Linked DNA regions of Homo sapiens: region 1 is linked to region 2. A link is an interaction called in ENCODE POLR2A ChIA-PET data of the cell type or tissue named here. Cell type or tissue: Panc1. All regions are shown on one strand. Links, peaks and the distances in the headings refer to the core of each region. The heading gives the core; the rest is flanking DNA. Region 1 overlaps LOC107987247 (a long non-coding RNA gene). Region 2 holds the start of LOC105371739 (a long non-coding RNA gene).

Region 1 (8,819 bases), core at 417-8,416, 420 kb before region 2:
CTAGTCCAGTTTCCTAACAACAGGTACATGGATTGATTAGCCAAATTATTCCCATTGCTTCTCTGTCATAATCAGTGTTTTCATTACATGCGTCCCTTTCCCTCATTGCTCTTCATTTTCCTCACTCAAGACATCTATGAGCTACAATATCATTTTACCTGGGAGACATTGATGTCAATGAAGTACGTTTTTGAAGTACAAAGCTCCAAGAGGCTGTTATTTGTCCAGAGCCATGAAACATGTTAATGCAGAGCTTGAATTTCTACTTCCTGGCTCACAGTATAGTGCTTTTTTCAAGCAATGAGTGGAGATGTATGGGTACCCTCCTTTCCCAGATTACTTCCATCACAAGGACCAGCTGCTAAACTCATACTGGTAGCATCCTACCCAGTACCAGCCTTTCTGAATAGTCTCCCATAGTTCCAATTCACACATACACATTTGCCAGATGGTCTTCAAAACATGCCAAAATAGTTATCATGTCCTACCCGATATTTGCTCCAACTGCATCCTCAGTCTCATGATCTTTAAATTTACTGCTGACCATGGTGCTAGTCAGAGCAACATAAAAGGACATGCTTAACCTCAGGGCTGAAGGAGATGACATAGGTGAAGGATAGCACTCACTGATGCATAGAGACTCAGAAAACAGAAAACAAGGTGCTGTTCTAGGAATTTAGCATAAAATGGCAACTGAGAGAGACATTATGCATGCCTTCATAGTCTGTCTTCTAGTGAGGAGATAGATGAGCAAGTAACCAAAATGTATCTATTGGGAGGGCTTCTTGAAGACTTAAAGCACAAGAAGAAAACAATCATGTGAAGAATGGAAGAAGAGAGGTCCATCCAAAGAAATGACTCATCCAAAGGCCCTGCATTTGGAAAAATCTTGGCATACTTAGCTACCTCTCAGAGAGTCCAGTGGGACTAAAGGACAGGAAGACAGGAGGAGAGAGGAAGAGGATATAAAGTGGCCAGCAGTTAGATGGTGCAGGACCATTTAAATCATAACATATAGCACAGGCTTCACTCTGTCTGCAGTAGAAAGCCATTAAATTGGTTTAAGCCACGAAGAGACACGATTCGATTTATATGTTAAAATAACATCTTATTATGGAAAATTTCCAACATTTACAAAGTAATCCAAATAATATAACGAACCTTCATGTGTCCATCACCCAGATTCAACAAATTATCAAAAATTTCCCATTCCTGCATCATTTACAGATCATTTACTCCCTGCCCTCCCACTTGTTTACTGTCTTTTTTACAGTTTTATTTTCCTCTTTTTGAGGTAAAATTTACTTACAATAAAATGTACAAATCCTAATTTTGACAAATGAAACTCCGATTGTTATCTCAGAACATATTCATCTTCCCAGAAAGTTCCTTCTTGTTTCCTCTTAATCAATCCCTACCAATTAACCCCCAAGAAACAATGATTGTGCTTGCCTTTTTATCTTAGTTTTGCTTATTCTAAAAGCTCATATTCATGAAATCACACGGTATTTTCTTGTGTCTTTTACTCAGCATGTTTTTAAAATTCATTTATGTTGTGTGTGTCAGTAGTTTGCTTTTTAAAAACTGATTAGTATTCCGTTGTATAAATATACAATATGTTTGTCAATTAACTTGCTGATGGACATTTGGATTGTTCCCAATTTTTGGCTAATGTAAATAAACCTGCTATGAATGTTGTACAATTATTGCTGTAGACATATGTTTTTGTTATTCTTGGCTAAATACCTAGGAGTAGAATTAATTTACACGTTTTTAAGCATTGGGAATAGAGTAGAGGGGGCAGGGATGGTGGCAAGAAAAGCAGTTAAGAGGCTATTACAGTAGTTGAGAAAAGAGACTAGGATGACTTACACTGGGCAGTAATTGTAGTAAGACTGTCAGGGGACAGATTTGAAATATATATTGATAAATACGGTCAAGAATATTTGCCAGTGAATTAAATGTGAGGGGTGAGAGAAATGGAAGAATGGTCTCTAGCTTGAAAAACTGGGTGCCTATTAGGATCTTTTACTGCAATTAAGAAAGTGGAGGAAGAACAATAATTTAGGCAACATCCAAGGATTTCCATTTGCAATGGCTGAGGCATGGCAGAGTAGACATTAAGCAGACACATGGAGCCTGCAGCTTGGGAAAGAGGCTGACCCACCATCACCTGGCACACAGCTTCTGCACTGCTCAGGTCCTGCCTTCTCCCTAAAATACCTCAACATCTTGTGGAGGGATGGAAAATGGGTTTTGTTTTATGAACCAATTCTGGTAATTGGTAATAGCTACCTGTGACACTGTGCAAAGAAAGATTCTGAGACCACATTCTGGGCTGGTAGGTAAGGAGTGCTGTGAGTGGTAAAGCATGTCCTTCTGGAGCATGGAGTAGCAGTACAATGGAAACAACTCAGATATTTTCTATGCCTGAGAAAATAGAAGTCCACAACCAAATCAACCTAAAAAGTGAAGAATTTGCTGTGGAATAACTAACTAATTAATAATACAGACAGAAGTCCAAACTGTGCAAATATACAGATTGACCCATATAGGTCAATCTATATTATTTACTTCTCAATTTCAACTCCTCTACCAAATAACCTACTGATTCAGTATCCTTCAGGTCCTCAGTAAATGCTTCTGACTTTTCACCTGATCTCCAAATTGCAAAAATCCCAAAATATGCTGAGTTCCTCATCGTTGGCTGGGATCCTCTCATATCTTGAGGTTAAACAACCCATTCGTGTGAAAACACAGTTCAAAGGATTTCAAACTTTTAAATACAATGATGAATCATTTAAATACCCTGGGGGAAATGTCAAAGAGTGGATTAGACAGATAATCAATGTATAATAGTTGCCTCGTCTTTTCATTCCCAACTGAAGCCATAGGTGAGTTGTTCTCATTATTAATAAAACTATCTATTCATTCATTTATTCATTCATTCATTTAATCATCAACCTTTTGTTGGGCACTAAATTTATGCCAGGCCCCATACTTGGACCTGAGTAGAGAGACAAATAAGTCTATTTACACATAGAGACATGTAAATGATCCCAAGGAGAGTTAGATACCACATTCCTCTGTTAAATATTCCAAAGACAAGTGAGAGAAACTCTTCAGGAGGTAGAAAAGCTAAACTCAGTCTTGAAAAACTATTAAATTAAAAGTTTCTCTGAAGGAAGTATTGGGAAAGGATATTCTAAACAGAGAAGCCAGCATGAACAGGTCTGAACATGGGATGGAGCAACTGGTGGGTGTTAAAGCCCAAGGAGGGTGTGATTGAGGAAATGGGCTGTCGCAGTAGAGGTGTGAGTGCCTGTCTGATGATGGGACTTGGTGCAATTATGGCTGCAATGGGAGTCATTACTGGAGCTTTAGTAGGAGGACGGATATAATCAGATATGTATTTTAGAAAGATTTTGTAGTAATGTGGTGACTGCAGGAGGGGAGGAAATACAACAGAAAGAAAATTGCAGGCAGGAAGCAACAGGAAGTGAGGAAGTAAGGAAAAAGAGGGCGAGGCACAGAGGCAAGAGGGTCAAGGATTAGGACTGCGGGTTAGGATTAGTGCTAGTGCTTGGCAATAGAAACTAAACAGAGAAGAAGGTAGAAGTTCAGACTATGAGAGAGTGCATGTAGCTGAAAATAGAAACCTCATAATGTACCTGTGCAGGGTACTTTGGAAATGCCTGTGATAGAACCAAAGTCTGTCTAACTCCAAAGCCAATACTTTCCACATTTTCACACTCCCAGGTAGCTTTATTCTTGTTCCCACCTCCTCCTGCAGTAGTAACAAACCTCCAAGAGCCCATAGTCCCAGACATTTTGACACCTACACCCATGTACTTGTGTGCGTGCACAACTCTACCTACCTAAACACGGTCTAATCCTACTTATTTTTCTCTAAAGCCTAACTCAACTTTCTCCTTGTCCAAGAAGACTTGTCACAGCTCCTTACCTGAAAATTACATATTTCTAAGTGCTAACCTCTATATTTACTCTCATCTCTTTTTACATTTTACCTTATATCTGAGTCGGTTCTGTACATGTCATCTTCTGGCTAGACAGTGAGCTTGCTGAGGCTGCCTATGTAAGATGCACCTCCGAGTTTTCTTTGAGGGTTCAATGATACTGAATGACATAAGCCCTTGCTGCATGTGCCACCTCACTGGGTCATCTCACCTTCCGAACCAAGCTTATCAACAGTAGATTATAACCACCTTATAGATGAAGAAACAGCCTGGAGGAACAGCCCTTGAATCCAGATTTTCTCATTTGTTCTCTTATCTCTGGTGGTCCTCATTCCCAGGATTACCCACTGTGAACTGGATACCAGGGCTTCATGGGTAAAGCATATTATTAAAACAAATGCTTAGCTCAGACTTTCATTCCTGTAGCACTAGCTGCTCAATTCAAAGACAGGTAGCAGGCCTTGAAACGCTGTCCTTGAAACCTCCTTCTCTTCTTTCTCCTCCTAGATCAACTGACTGTATGGATCTCAGGGAAATGTATTAGCATTTCCTCCTACATATTTAGGGAACAGAAATGTGGATCCCCGTTTTCTTTGTGGGAATGCAGATACTTAAGATAGGAGGGGAGGGGAGGAGAGCAGAGCTAGCTGGTCTTCCAGGGACTCCATGAGGTGACATCATGCTCACTGAGCATTTTCCATGTGCCAAATACCGCACTAAGCATGTCATTTTGGTTCTCTTCAGATAATCTGCTAGGTAGGTATTATGACCTATATTTCATAGAAGAGGAAAGTGATGCTAAGTGATATGAAGGAACTTGTTCAAGTTCATACCACCAGCAAATGGCAGAACCAAGATTTAACAATTGTTTAGGGATCATGGCAGACAGGAGGCAGGACTAGATTGCAGCTCCGGACAGAGCAGCATGTGGAGGCTTGCACTGTAGATTTGAGCTCTGGATCAACTGCAAGAACAAACTAGCAATCCCAAGAGGACCCACAGACCCTCTGAAGGAAGTGGACTGCTCCTGCAGGACCTGGGAGACACCCCAAATACTGTGAGTGCTCTAACTGCGGAAATGAAAAAGGGAGACCCTTCTCTCCCAAACACACACCCCCACTGGAGAGGTTGAAGGTCTGTTTGTGGGAGAAGCTTCTGACTTTACCTGAAGCTGAGTAAAGTTAGAGAGCTGAGCAAAATACAGGGGTAGAGGAAGCAACAGAAAGACCCTGGGTCTCTAAGCAGCCCATTCTTGCCTGGCATTACAGGGAACCATCAGGAGGGTGGCGAGAGGAGCAGAGGGTAAAACTCCACAGGGAGAAGAAATTCTCTAGCTGAGCTTTTTAACAACTTCAGTGGGGTGAGAAGCCTCCTGGCCAGAACTCAGGGCAGGGCGCAAATTGGGCGTGCAGACTTCATAGGCAAGGAAAGAAGTAAAGCCCTTTTCTTTTGCAGCTGGGAGGCAGATAGCTTTGGGCAAGTTTTCAAGCCCATCTCACCCTCCTCCTGCAAACAGACTTGGTGCTGCTGTGGGAGGGGCACGGTGAGAATGCGACCAGCCCTTTGGTTGGCATAGGAGCTGGGTGAGGCCTGTGACTGCCGGCTTTCCCCTACTTCCCTGACAACCTGCGTGACTCAGCAGAGGCAGCCATAATCCTCCCCGGTACACAACTCCAGTGACCTGGGAATCTCACCCGCATCCCCCACAGCAGCTGCAGCAAAACCCGCCCAAGGAGAGTTTGAGATCAGACAGGCCTAGCCACGCCCCCACCTGAAGGTTGTTCCCTACCCACCCTGGTAGCAAAAGACAAAGGACATATAATCTTGGGAGTTCTAGGGCCCTGCCCACCACCAGACCCCTCTCTACACTACTACAGCTGATACTTTCTGGAAAGTGCCACCTCCTGGCAGGGGGCCAACCAGCACAAAAATAGAGCATTAAACCACCAAAGCTAAGGAGTCTCACAGAGTCCATTGCACCATCTGCCACCTCCACCAGAACAGGTGCTGGTATCCACAGTTGAGAGACCCATAGATGGTTCACATCACAGGACCCTGTGCAGACAACCTGCAGTACCAGCCTGGAGCCAGGTAGGCTCACTGGGTGGCTAGACCCAGAAGAGAGACAACCATCACTTCAGTTCTGCTCAGAGGAAGCCACATCCATAGGAAAAGGGGAAGCGTACTATATCAAGGGAATATCCTGTGAGAAAAAAGAATCTGAACAACAGCCTTCAGCCCTAGATCTTCCCCCTGACAGAGCCTATCCAAATGAGAGGGAATCAGAAAATCAACTCTGGTAATATGACAAAACAAGGCTCTTCAACACCTCCCAAAAAATCACACTAGTTCACCAGCAATGGATCCAAACCAATAAGAAATCCTTGATTTACGTGAAAAAGAATTCAGGAGGTTAGTTATTAAGCTAATCAGGAAGGGACCAGAGAAAGGTGAAGCCCAATCCAAGGAAATAAAAAAAATGATACAAGAAGTGAAGGGAGAAATATTCAAGGGAATAGATAGCATAAAGAAAAAACAAGCAAAAATTCAGGAAACTTTGGACACACTTTTAGAAATGCAAAATGCTCTGGAAAGCCTCAACAATAGAATTTAACAAGTAGAAGAAAGAAATTCAGAGCTCAAAGACAAGGTCTTCAAATTAACCCATTTCAACAAAGACAAAGAGAAAAGAATAAGAAAATATGAACAAAGCTTCCAAAAATTCTGGGATTATGTTAAATGACCAAACCTAAGAATAATCAGTGTTCCTGAGGAAGAAGAGAAATCTAAAAGACTGGAAATATATTTTGGGGAATAATTGAGGACAACTTCCCTGGCCTTGCGAAAGACCTAGACACCCAAATACAAGAATAACAAAGAACACCTGGGAAATTCATCACAAAAAGATCTTCGCCTAGGCACATTGTCATTAGGTTATCCAAAGTTAAGATGAAGGAAAGAATCTTAAGAACTGTGAGACATAATCACCAGGTAATCTATGAAGGAAAACCTATCAGATTAACAGCGGATTTCTCAGCAGAAACCCAACAAACTAGAAGGGATTTGGGACCTATCTTTAGCCTCCTCAAACAAAACCATTATCAGCCAAGAATTGTGTACCCAGTGAAACTAAGCATCATATATGAAGGAAAGATACAGTAATTTTCAGACAAAGAAATGTGGAGAGAATTTGCCATTACCAAGCCACCACTACAATAACTGCTAAAAGGAGCTCTAAATCTTGAAACAAATCCTGGAAACACATCAAAACAGAATCTCTTCAAAGCATAAATCACACGGGACCTATAAAACAGAAATACAAGTTAAAAAGCAAAAACAAAAGACAAAATACAACCAAAGTACACAGGCAACAAAGAGCATGATGAAAGCAACGGTACCTCACATTTCAACACTAACATTGAATGTAAATGGCCTAAATGCTCCACTTAAAAGATACAGAACCACAGAATGGATAAGAACTCACCAATCAACTATCTGCTGCCTTTAGGAGACTCACATAACACAAAAGGACTCACATAAACTTAAAGTAAAGGGGTGGAAAAAGGCATTTCATGCAAATGGATACCAAAAGTGAACACGGGTAGCTATTCTTATATCAGACAAAACAATCTTTGAAGCAACAGCAGTTGAAAGAGACAAAGAAGGACATTATATAATGGTAAAAGGCCTTGTACAACAAGAAAATATTACAATCCTAAACATACACGCATCTAACACTGAAGCTCCCAAATTTATAAAACAATTACAACTAGACCTAAGAAATGAGATAGACAGCAACACAGTAATAGTGGGGAGCTTCCATCCTCCACTGATAGCACTAGACAGGTCATCAAGACAGAAAGTCAGCAAGGAAACAATGGATTTAAACTATACCTTGGAACAAATGGACTTAGATATGTACCGAACATTTCATCCAACAACCATAGAATACACATTCTATTCGACAGTGCATGGAACTTTCTCCAAGATAGACCATATAATAGGACATAAAACGAGCCTCAATAAATTTAAGAAAATTGAAATTATATCAAGCACTCTTTCAAACCACAGTGGAATAAAACTGGAAATCAACTCCAAAAGGAACCTTCAAAACCATGCAAATACATGGAAATTAAATAACCTTCTCCTGAATGAGCACTGGATCAAAAACAAAATCAAGATGGAAATTAAAAAATTCTTCAAACTGAATGACAATAAATGACACAGCCTATCAAAACCTTTGGGATGCAGCAAAAGTGGCGTTAAGAGCAAAGTTCATAGCCCTAAATGCCTACATCAAAAATTCTGAAAGATCACAAACAATCTAAGGTCTCACGTTAAGGAACTAGAGAAAGAAGAACAAACCAAACCCAAATCCAGTAGAAGAAAGTAAATAACCAAGATCAGAGCAGAACTAAATGAAATTGAAACAAAAAAAGATTACAAAAGATAAATGAAACAAAAAGCTGGTTCTTTGAAAAGCTAAGAAAATTGATAGACCATTAGCAAGATTAACCAAGAAAAGAATAGAGTAAATCCAAATAATCTCACTAAGAAATGAAAAAGTATATATTACAACTGACACCACTGAAATACAAAAGATCATCCAAGGCTACTGTGAACACCTTTACGCACATAAACTAGAAAACCTAGAAGAGACAGATAAATTCCTGGAAAAATACAACCCTCCTAGCTTAAATCAGGAAGACTTAGATACCCTGAACAGATCAAAACCAGCAGTGAGATTGAAGTGGTAATTAAAAAATTAGCAACAAAAAATAATTCAGTACCAGACGAATTCACAACAGAATTCTACAAGACATTCAAAGAAGAATTGGTACC
Region 2 (8,819 bases), core at 558-8,557:
AGAATGACACCTGGAGCTGCAAATGAGGATGAAGTGGAAGTCTGAACAGAAATCAGTGGGAGCCTCGGGCCCTCCTAAATCATAGAACTCTTCACTGCCATTTATAGTGGGGGAGAAATTGTGATAAGCAGGGGTTGGAGGGGAGCTTAAAATGCCAGTATGCTCTTCAATGGCAGGTGCAGGCTCCCCAGCCAGCACTCTACCCTATCCTTTCCACAAGTTTCACTGCTAAACACAAAACTTCCAATGAGCTTTTCAGAACCACTCATGTATTTGAGAAGAGATATTTTAGATGTGCGCTGGGGATGCTTCCAGGCATTTTCCATATAGTAACTTTTCTCATCCTCCCAACAAGTCTGTGAAGTAGGTTTCTATTTTGTTCCCATTTTACAGATGAGTACTTTGAAGAAGAAAGAAGCCAAGCCCAAGTACAGTTAGCCATAGAACTGAGCTCCATGCCTATGCACTCTGCCTCTAGACTGATGTAGGGCAAGTGAGCCCCCAAATTGGGACTTAGACCGGAAGAGTTCTTGGCTTCACCCAGGAAATAATTCAAGGGTGAGTCGATGGTTTAGACAGCAGCTTTTATTGAAGTGGCAGTGTATGGCAGCAACAGTAGTTTCCATGCCTTCTCCATGAGAAGAACATCCCTGGGCTAGCTCACTGGTCCCACGAGGAAGGTGTGAGACGTTTGGAGCAGAGTTAAAGTCCGCCAGCCAACACTACCCTAAATCAGCCATCTCCTACTCTGCTCACAGATGTGTAGGTAAGCCCAGTCAACTCTAGCAATGCCAGTCAAACAAGTTCAGCATAAATTAGTGTCCCTCAGGCAACCACAGATCTGTGAGTATAAGTAACCATGTCTTAAGCCACTGAGTTTGGGGTTGGTTTGTTATATAGCATTATTGTAGCCATGGTTAACTTATGCGAGTAACAATCCAGGAACTGGTCCCCAATTAATGGAGAAAATACAACAAAGGGAATTATCAAAGAAATAATTCAAGGCAGTTTCCTAGCACTAAAAAATATGAACCTTCAGATTAAAGGGCCTACCAAGTGGTCAAAACAAGGTAAATCCTCTTCAAAACAGATTATTGTAAATTTTCAGAACATATAGACACAGATATGATTCTAAAAGCTTCTAGAAGGGAAAGTAACAGGTTTCATACAAAGGACTATGAATCAGATGGTTGTAGGACTTGTTGAGTGCAACGCTGGATACTGGGCAACAGTGAAACCCTGCCTTCTAAATTCTTGGGGCAAACTATTCTCAATATAGAACTCTATAGCTAAACACATGATTAAAACATAAGTTGAGACTTTAAATATGTTCTAGATGTGTAAGGATTCAGAGAATTTACTTTGCAGAGTACCAGAGGATATGTTTCAGCAAAAATTAGAAGTAAACCAAGAATATAGAATCCAGGGGATTCAACACGGGAGAGTAGCAGAGGAAATTCCCAGGACGTGAGCTTCGCAGCAGGCATAAAGAGTAACAGGCCAGGTTGAAAGAAGAAATCCAGAGCCCCAGGAGGGAAGACTCCAGGGAAAGAGGAGAGACTGATAGATGCTATGATGTAAGACAAAACTTATGAAAATAATCTTAATAATAATGGTATGGCAGATATAATGCAACATTTGGAAACATTTAAGAAAACGATGCAACTGAAAATATGGAGCAATTATTACCTCTGGGTATATTTATCAGGATAGTTGATGCTAGATGTCGCAATAGATATAAATGTTTATTTCCCTTTGTATCACAATCTAATAAGGAGGCAGTCCTTCATTTTGTGTTTGTACAGCATGGAGCCCACAACATGTACAAGCTCCTTGCTAGGGAAGAGAAAGATGGAAGAGCCACACGGGCTCTTAGCTGCCTCAACTCAAAAAGATCATTCTAGTCACATGGCCCTAACCTAACTAGAAGGGAAGCTGAGGAATATAGGGGAACAGGTAGATATTCAATAGGCACTACCCGTATTCGCCACACTGAAGGGGGAAATGTATGGGAAAGAAAATATAATCAGAGCCCATTGCTTAACTCTAGAGTGAGCCTCATTTATACATTTATAATAATGTTCTTGGTTTGACTAAAAGTTGCAATAGGACTATATAAGGAGGAAGGGGACAGAAAGGTGAGTAACAAAGCAAAATCTGTGTTTACTATAGCAGGAAGTCAATAGAGGATGTCTAAAACTGACAAAGCAGAAATAGCAGAATATGCATATTATTTAGAAATATGAACACACAGAGCAAAAGAAGCAGCTGAAAGGGCTAAAAATGTGTTGTCCCAGGAGAGCAAGAGTAGCAGTAGGAAGGTTGGGGGGAAAGATAGTGCTTTTTTATTTTAAGTCTTTTGGCATTAAAAAATTTTTTTGTTTTTCACATATCTTATTTGGGCAATTTTTAAGGCAAACAAAAAACTAATGATAAAAATGCCCTGCATTCTCCAATAATTAAGACTTGTTCAGTTCTGACCTCCTAGGGTTCTTGAATTCTAAGCATCCATTGTGTCACAATGCAGATTCATCTGAACACAAACTGTCATAGGCCCTGGGTTGGAGAAGTCAAAACAAAGGTCACCATGTTGTTCTGAGCCTAAGGGGTCTTTGTGAGATCTTGCACTACAAACTGCAGCCAAGGGGATCCCGAATGGGCAAGACTTGATCCTCATACTGGTGAAACCTCCTGAGTCCCCAGGGACCCTGTCAGACCAGGCTCCAGCCTCCCTGCGGTCTCTGAGAGAGAATGTGGCTAGTTCTGCCCCACGGCTCCCTGGCAGGTACCACGGGCATCAGGTGTAATGAGAAGTGACAGGCGCAATTGCTGGGGGAACATCCCAGCTTAGAGCTGAAGTTGCCCAGAGTAGCTGGAGGGCTTTTCCAGCTGTCAAGAGGGTCCCCAAACACTTGGAGGCTGCAGTCAGTCTGGTTTTCAGCATTAGCATCTCATTAGCATGGGCTGAGGCCAACCTGGGGCCCGGTCAACAGCCCAGCTTTGTGTGGAGGGAGGGGAAACCAAGAACCCAGGTGGACAGAGGGGAGGAGTTTAGCAGTCTCACCTTGCTCCCTCGTCCAGTCCAGCGGTCAGAAGTGGCCACGCAGAACCCAACATTCAGCCTGGGTGCAGACACTGCCTCTAGCCTCCTCCCCAAGCACTCTCCTAGTATGGTAAGAGAATAAACTGAAGTCCCTAGAGGCCAAGGGTCTCACCTAAGTGGTCATATCCTACAGTTTTAAGTCTGGAGCATTTCTCCTTATAGTTTCTCTGTCTAGAATGTTCTTCCCCCATTTCTTCAGCTAAATCCTACTGCTCCTTTAATATCTGGTCGTAGTTTTGCTGCCTTTCGAAGTCAGTTGACTCTAACTAGGTCACCCCATTTCTGGACAGCATGGGTACAATATCACTCACCTGATAGAAAGAACATGAGGCTGTGAAAAGTTTTTGCATACATTCAGGAGGGATTTTCAGCCATGCCCACCCATCCTCTTTGGGCTTATTGACTCTTCCCTGCCAGAAGGAAAGGCAGTTAGGGAGCTGTAGTCACCAAACATAGGAGGAGAGGACCTAAGTGCCCACCCCACCTCCATTCAAAATGTACCTGGGCCACTTCTCGCCAAGTGCCCAGGGAAGGAAGGTTGGTCAGCTGGTGCAGAGAGGTGTATATTGGACAACAGCAGGGCATAGCTGGAAGGAGGGGACCTGGGTTCAAAACAGATTTTGTGACTGCTGCCATAGAACCTCAGCTAGTTCCTTCCTGAGCTAGTCCCTCAGCTTCTTTGACCATGGAAAGAGGCGCCAGATGTGACATTCTCTTGGGGGTCTTCCTGCTATGACAGTCTGTGACATGGGGCTGGCTGGCTTTCTTTCCCTTTCTTTCTTTCTTTCTTTCTTTCTTTCTTTCTTTCTTTCTTTCTTTCTTTCTTTCTTTCTCTCTTTCTTTCTCTCTTTCTTTCTTTCTTCTTTTTTTTTTTTTTCAAGACAGGGTTTCTCTCTGTTACCCAGGCTGGGGTGCAGTGGTATGGACACAGCTCACTGCAGCGTTGACCTCCTGGGCTCAAGCAATCCTCCCACCTCAGCCTCCTGTGTAACTCAAACTATAGGCACACACCACCACGCCTGTCTAATTTTTGTATTTTTTGTAGAGACAGGGTGTCACCTCTTGCCCAGGCTGATCTCAAACTCCTGGGCTCGAGTGATCTACCTACCTCAGCCTCCCAAAGTGTTGGGATTACAGGCGCAAGCCACTGCACCTGGCTGAGACTTCTTGATACCCATTTCCGCTGATATTGAGATGCCCACAGCTGATAGGTCTCTGTCTCCATCGTCCTGTTTCCAGGCAAAACAGCCCTTGAGAGATTGCAGAAAGCCATCAACCTTGAAGATAACAGGAGCCCTCCCAAGGAAATGTGTTCAGGAGACCTTCTAAGACCATGCCATTTCCTGGGTCCCTCTCCCAGTGGGGAAATTCTCCCAGTAGCAGATTCTGGCAGACAGCAGAGACACACTCTATGCCCAACACTAGGCACCGGATGGATGAGATAATCATAAATCCACAAACTGCAACAAGATAAAATTATCATTAGATGAAGTTAAATTATTAATTAGCACCTCCAAAAAAAGACCGGCACCACCTGGGCTTGAATCTTGGAAGCTGTCTTTCTGAAAGCAAGAGAAACATCAAAATAGTTTATCGATGCTCTGTGGTGTGGGTATAGCCTATGGTTCCCAGAAGCCTGATGGTCAGAGGTCCCACCAGGCAGGCCTGCCCCGCCTGCCCTCTTCTTGCAGTGTTGCCAGAAATAGCCAGTTTGGATAATGTTACTAGGGAAAGGGAAGCAACTAATGTGACCCATTTTTATGACTGGAGAAACTGAGGCAAAGGACGAGGCAGAAAGGCCACAGAAGATGGCTCAGGGTGGGCTGAAGAATTTGTGTACTGGGTTGGGAAGGGGTAGGTCCTCAGATTGCCTGATTATCTAAGGACTAAGGAACACTCATTCGTTCAGTGCACTGCTATTTTGTGCTTACTATGTGCCAGGCACCCGGAATACAGAGGAAAAAGCCATAATTCCTTGTCCTTAAGCACAATGTCTGATGGGCTAGTCTGATGAATCAGCTGTTTCTCCTCTCTGCCTCCCCAGCCTCAAGTCCTAGGACTTAGCCTCTTTATCATCAGCCTTGTTTCCATCATTGTCATCATCATCCACTACCACCACCACCAACTCCTACAACCCATATTTATTCATTGAATCCTGGAACCACAGCAGCTAATGATGGGGGAGGAGGCTTTAAAGACCATCTTTCTAGCCAGAACATCAATCCTTGCTACAGAATTCCGTGTGAATTGTGATCCAGTAGAACACTCCCAGCAATAAGCAGCTTACTCACTGCCTCATAAATCAGCCCATTGCATCTCTGGAGAGCAATTCCTCACTCATTCATTTATTCATTCATTCAACAAGCATTTACCAAGCATCTACTAGGAGCCACCTCAGTACTAGTTCTTGGAGGTACCTAGTAAAATGTGATCCAGTACCTTCTTTAAAAATCTCCCAGGATGATGAGAAAGGCAAACAACCAACCAAGCAATGACAATCCAGTGTGGTCTGGAGGTTGAGCACTCATTCCACCCCAGCACTGTAGACGTCTGATCTCCATTGCTCTGTGCACAGCAGCCCTGTGAGGCAGAAGCCATCGCTCTCCCCATCTTACAGGTGAAGAACCTTCAGCACAGGAAGATTAAGTAACTTGCCCAAGCTTAGTCAGCTGTAAAGTAGAAGGGTCAGGATTTACACCTAAGCTGTCTGACTCCAGAGTTTTGTCCTCTGCCCCTTATATGAAATGTGTCATCCTCTTGTTGATTGATGTAGGCCAGCCTGCCAATCAGCCCGCTGTCCTGAGCACCGATGGTATGCTCTGTGCAGGTCTCTGCGCTTGAAGGTTGGGGAGCTCTCACCCCGAGGCATCCTCTGCTCCCCTGGGCTCACAATGGGCAGATCACTCTGGATCCAACAGGACGTGGGTGTCAGCTTGAATGGAGATGAAGACAGAGACAACTCTGTGTTCCACATGCTTCCTCCACGTGCCCTCCAAATGGCACAGACCGCATGGCCCAAACTCTCCTCCAGCCCCAATATCTACCCTGGCTCCAGCCAAATGAGGCCTGAATAATTCATGGCCAATGCGCATGGCCCAGTCGTGGAGCAGCTTTCTGGTGGCTAAATTGGAGAGCAGGGTGGAGGCCAGGGCAGCTGGACCTGGGAGGGGGCTGTGGTGGGGTTTTGAGAGCCACTAACAGCCAGGAAGGGAAGAGTAAACAAGGTCTGATGAATTATTCAGCCAGGCAGCTGCTGATGCAGCCCGGGGGTGGCATGACAATGTGCTAAGTGGGACGTCACCACTCACCAGGGGCCAGCCTGGCATGTCCAGTGTGGCCAGGCTCTGACCAGAGCCCAGAGGGCAAGAGGAAACTGGAGAAAGCACAGTCACAGCCCCTACCTGGGAGAGTGGCAGGGACCAGATGGCGGCCAGAGCCAAACCAAACCTGCATCCTGGTCATGGGTCTGCTGAAAGTACAGGCGGGGGTAACATGGGACTGGAAAAGGGTGGACTCTAGCTGAGTTCCAAGCATAATCAAAGCAGTGTGCTCTCGAGAACCATTTAACCTCAGTTTTCTCAACTAGCAAATGGAAAGCATGAGCTGGGTTGGGGTAAAACCTCAAATGCTACCAGATGGTTGGAATAATTGCTTTGCCACAACCTGAACCCCACAATCCTGGCACAGCACTGAGTCCTTTCCTGAGCACGTGGTGGTGAATAGTACTCCGTTCACCCTACTTCCCATCCCTGGAGCCTGCCAACTCTCTGGGACCCCAGAAACATCTTTCATCCCTCCCTGCTGTCGTCTCACCCACTTCACTTCGCCGGATCTCCTGGGAGAGGGAACTCTGCCAGTGACCCCTGATATAAGCGTTTGCTCAGGGAGGACGCTGAAATGTCTGCAAGTTCTCCACAGAGCCATGGCTTCATGCCCCCATTGTCAGCAGCACAGGCAAGAGGCATAAAACTGGCCGGCAGAGACCTGCTTTCCCCCCAGTGATTGCTGTGTGACCCTGCACCAGCCCCGTTCTCTCTCTGGACCTCTGGACCTGGGGGTGTGGGGCTACACAAGAAGGTCCCTCAGGTTCCTCTGGCTCTGACCTCAATGAAAATAAGATAGATGGGAGAGAAGGGCTGGATGACTGTTCCCCCCGGCAGGGCTCCTGGGGCAGGAGGTGGGAGGAGCCAGACTTTTCTGGAATCCACGGAGTAGGGGTCAGGCCTTCCTTCACAAGGTTCTAGCCCTTTGGTTTCTGTTTTCCACTGAAAGTCCCCATGCTCTAATGATAACAGAAAAACAGTAACTACCAACAGTAAGGGCTCCACAGGCCCACACTATCATGGCATGGGGCTCACAGCCTCACAAGGCAGGGTCGTGAGCATGGTTGTGATTCCAAGTATAAAGATGCAGCAGCAGCAGCAGCTCAGCTCAGAGAAGTTAAGTGCTTGGTCCAAGGCCACACAGCCAGCAATGAGCAGAGCCCGTTCCAGAATCCCAGACCAGACCTGCAGTCTCCATCATTCATGTGCGACGCTGGCTTCCAAAGTAGGACCACACCAAATCCTCCAGCCTGCTCCCCAGCACGGCTCCCGGAGGCTGGGAGGCTGCACAGGGACTCAGCAGGTCATTAGTCATTTGGTAAACTTGACAAGGATCAAGTCCTGGCTCTGCCACTCACCAGCTGTGTGCCCTTGAGCAAGACTCTCACCCACTCTGAAAGGCAGTCTGCGTCCCTGGAATGGTGGGGTAATCATGCTAATCCCAGCCCCGTGCTGCAGTGGGGCTCTGACAGGACTGCCCTCTGAGCTCACCCTCTAGGTGGCTTGGGCAGCTCAAGGCCAGACTGGCTGAGCTGCATCCTGGGTAAGGAGACAAGGGAAGAAGAAGGAGGGCATGCTGGGTGGGAGCCTGGAACAGCTCCCTAAGTGCTCAGTAATAAATAAGTGATATTGGCCACACCTAATGCTTCCACAGTGCCTGCCAGGCAGAGTGGGAGGGGTGGCTAATGGGGAGGTTTATTATAGGCCCGGCCACCTTTGGGTCTTACTCACATGTCGACCCTCATGCACCCTTAATAGGTTCATGGGTGGCAGGCTGACTCTAAGGGCACAGGGCCTCCTCCAGAGCTAGAGGGCCAGTACCCAGCAATGTTGACCCCCTGGGGGAGGTTCCTAGGAGCAAATGGCACCAGATCGGCACGGGCTAAGGCATCTCATATTCTTCCAGTCATGGTAATGAGGGAGAGAGAAGGGGAGTCTGGATGCCTGGGTTCTCAGCCACCCTCTCAGCAGTGCTCCTTATGCCCAAGGCCTCAGTTTACCTGCCTATAAATCAGAGATAATCCTGGAGTTTGGGAAGCCATGGTCCAAATGAAGGGCTGTTGGTTTCTCCACCAGAGGAGGCTGGTAACATGCCCCAGGAACTGAGACTTCCTCAGTTGGGGAAGAGCAAAGCTGCAACAGCCCCTAGAGACCATCTGCCTCCTTCAGTTGTACAGCAGGGCAAATTGAGGCCTATGGCATCCCCTGTCAGCCTGCTGGGGCTTTGCAGACGCAGACGGGAAGGCTCTGCCTCCTGAACTAAAGCTCACCTTGGAAGGGGTTCCCGGAGCCTTGAGGAGCTGGAGCACACTAGGCTGTGTGTGGCCAGCTGTGTGACCTTCAGGAGGCTCTGCCTCTCTGTGCTCCTGTGTCCCCGTCTACCCCATTTATCG

The links. ChIA-PET counts read pairs that join two places held together with the same protein. Peaks named below come from ENCODE experiments on the same cell type or tissue, not always from the same donor. Only the 100,000 strongest peaks of a DNase experiment are listed, where the experiment ranks them.
Region 1: POLR2A ChIA-PET joins it to region 2 with 17 read pairs; 2 of 35 experiments call an interaction of 5 or more read pairs at or near these places.

What each region holds. Positions count from the first base shown.
Region 1 is chr17:34,054,140-34,062,958 of GRCh38, forward strand. All of the region lies in intron 1 of LOC107987247 (a long non-coding RNA gene), which reads right to left. It also overlaps a transcript of ASIC2 not described here. Among named protein-coding and RNA genes, the nearest start is that of LINC01989, 130 kb to the right of the region's middle. In Panc1, for the core only: no CTCF peak of the experiment used is centred there; no DNase peak of the experiment used is centred there.
Region 2 is chr17:34,476,723-34,485,541 of GRCh38, forward strand. It overlaps LOC105371738 (a long non-coding RNA gene), which reads left to right. Exons shown (of 4, transcript XR_934687.3): 4 at 394-964. It overlaps LOC105371739 (a long non-coding RNA gene), which reads left to right and starts at 2,547. Exons shown (of 3, transcript XR_934688.2): 1 at 2,547-2,785; 2 at 3,082-3,173; 3 at 4,343-5,000. In Panc1, for the core only: no CTCF peak of the experiment used is centred there; no DNase peak of the experiment used is centred there; H3K27me3 peaks cover 989 bases.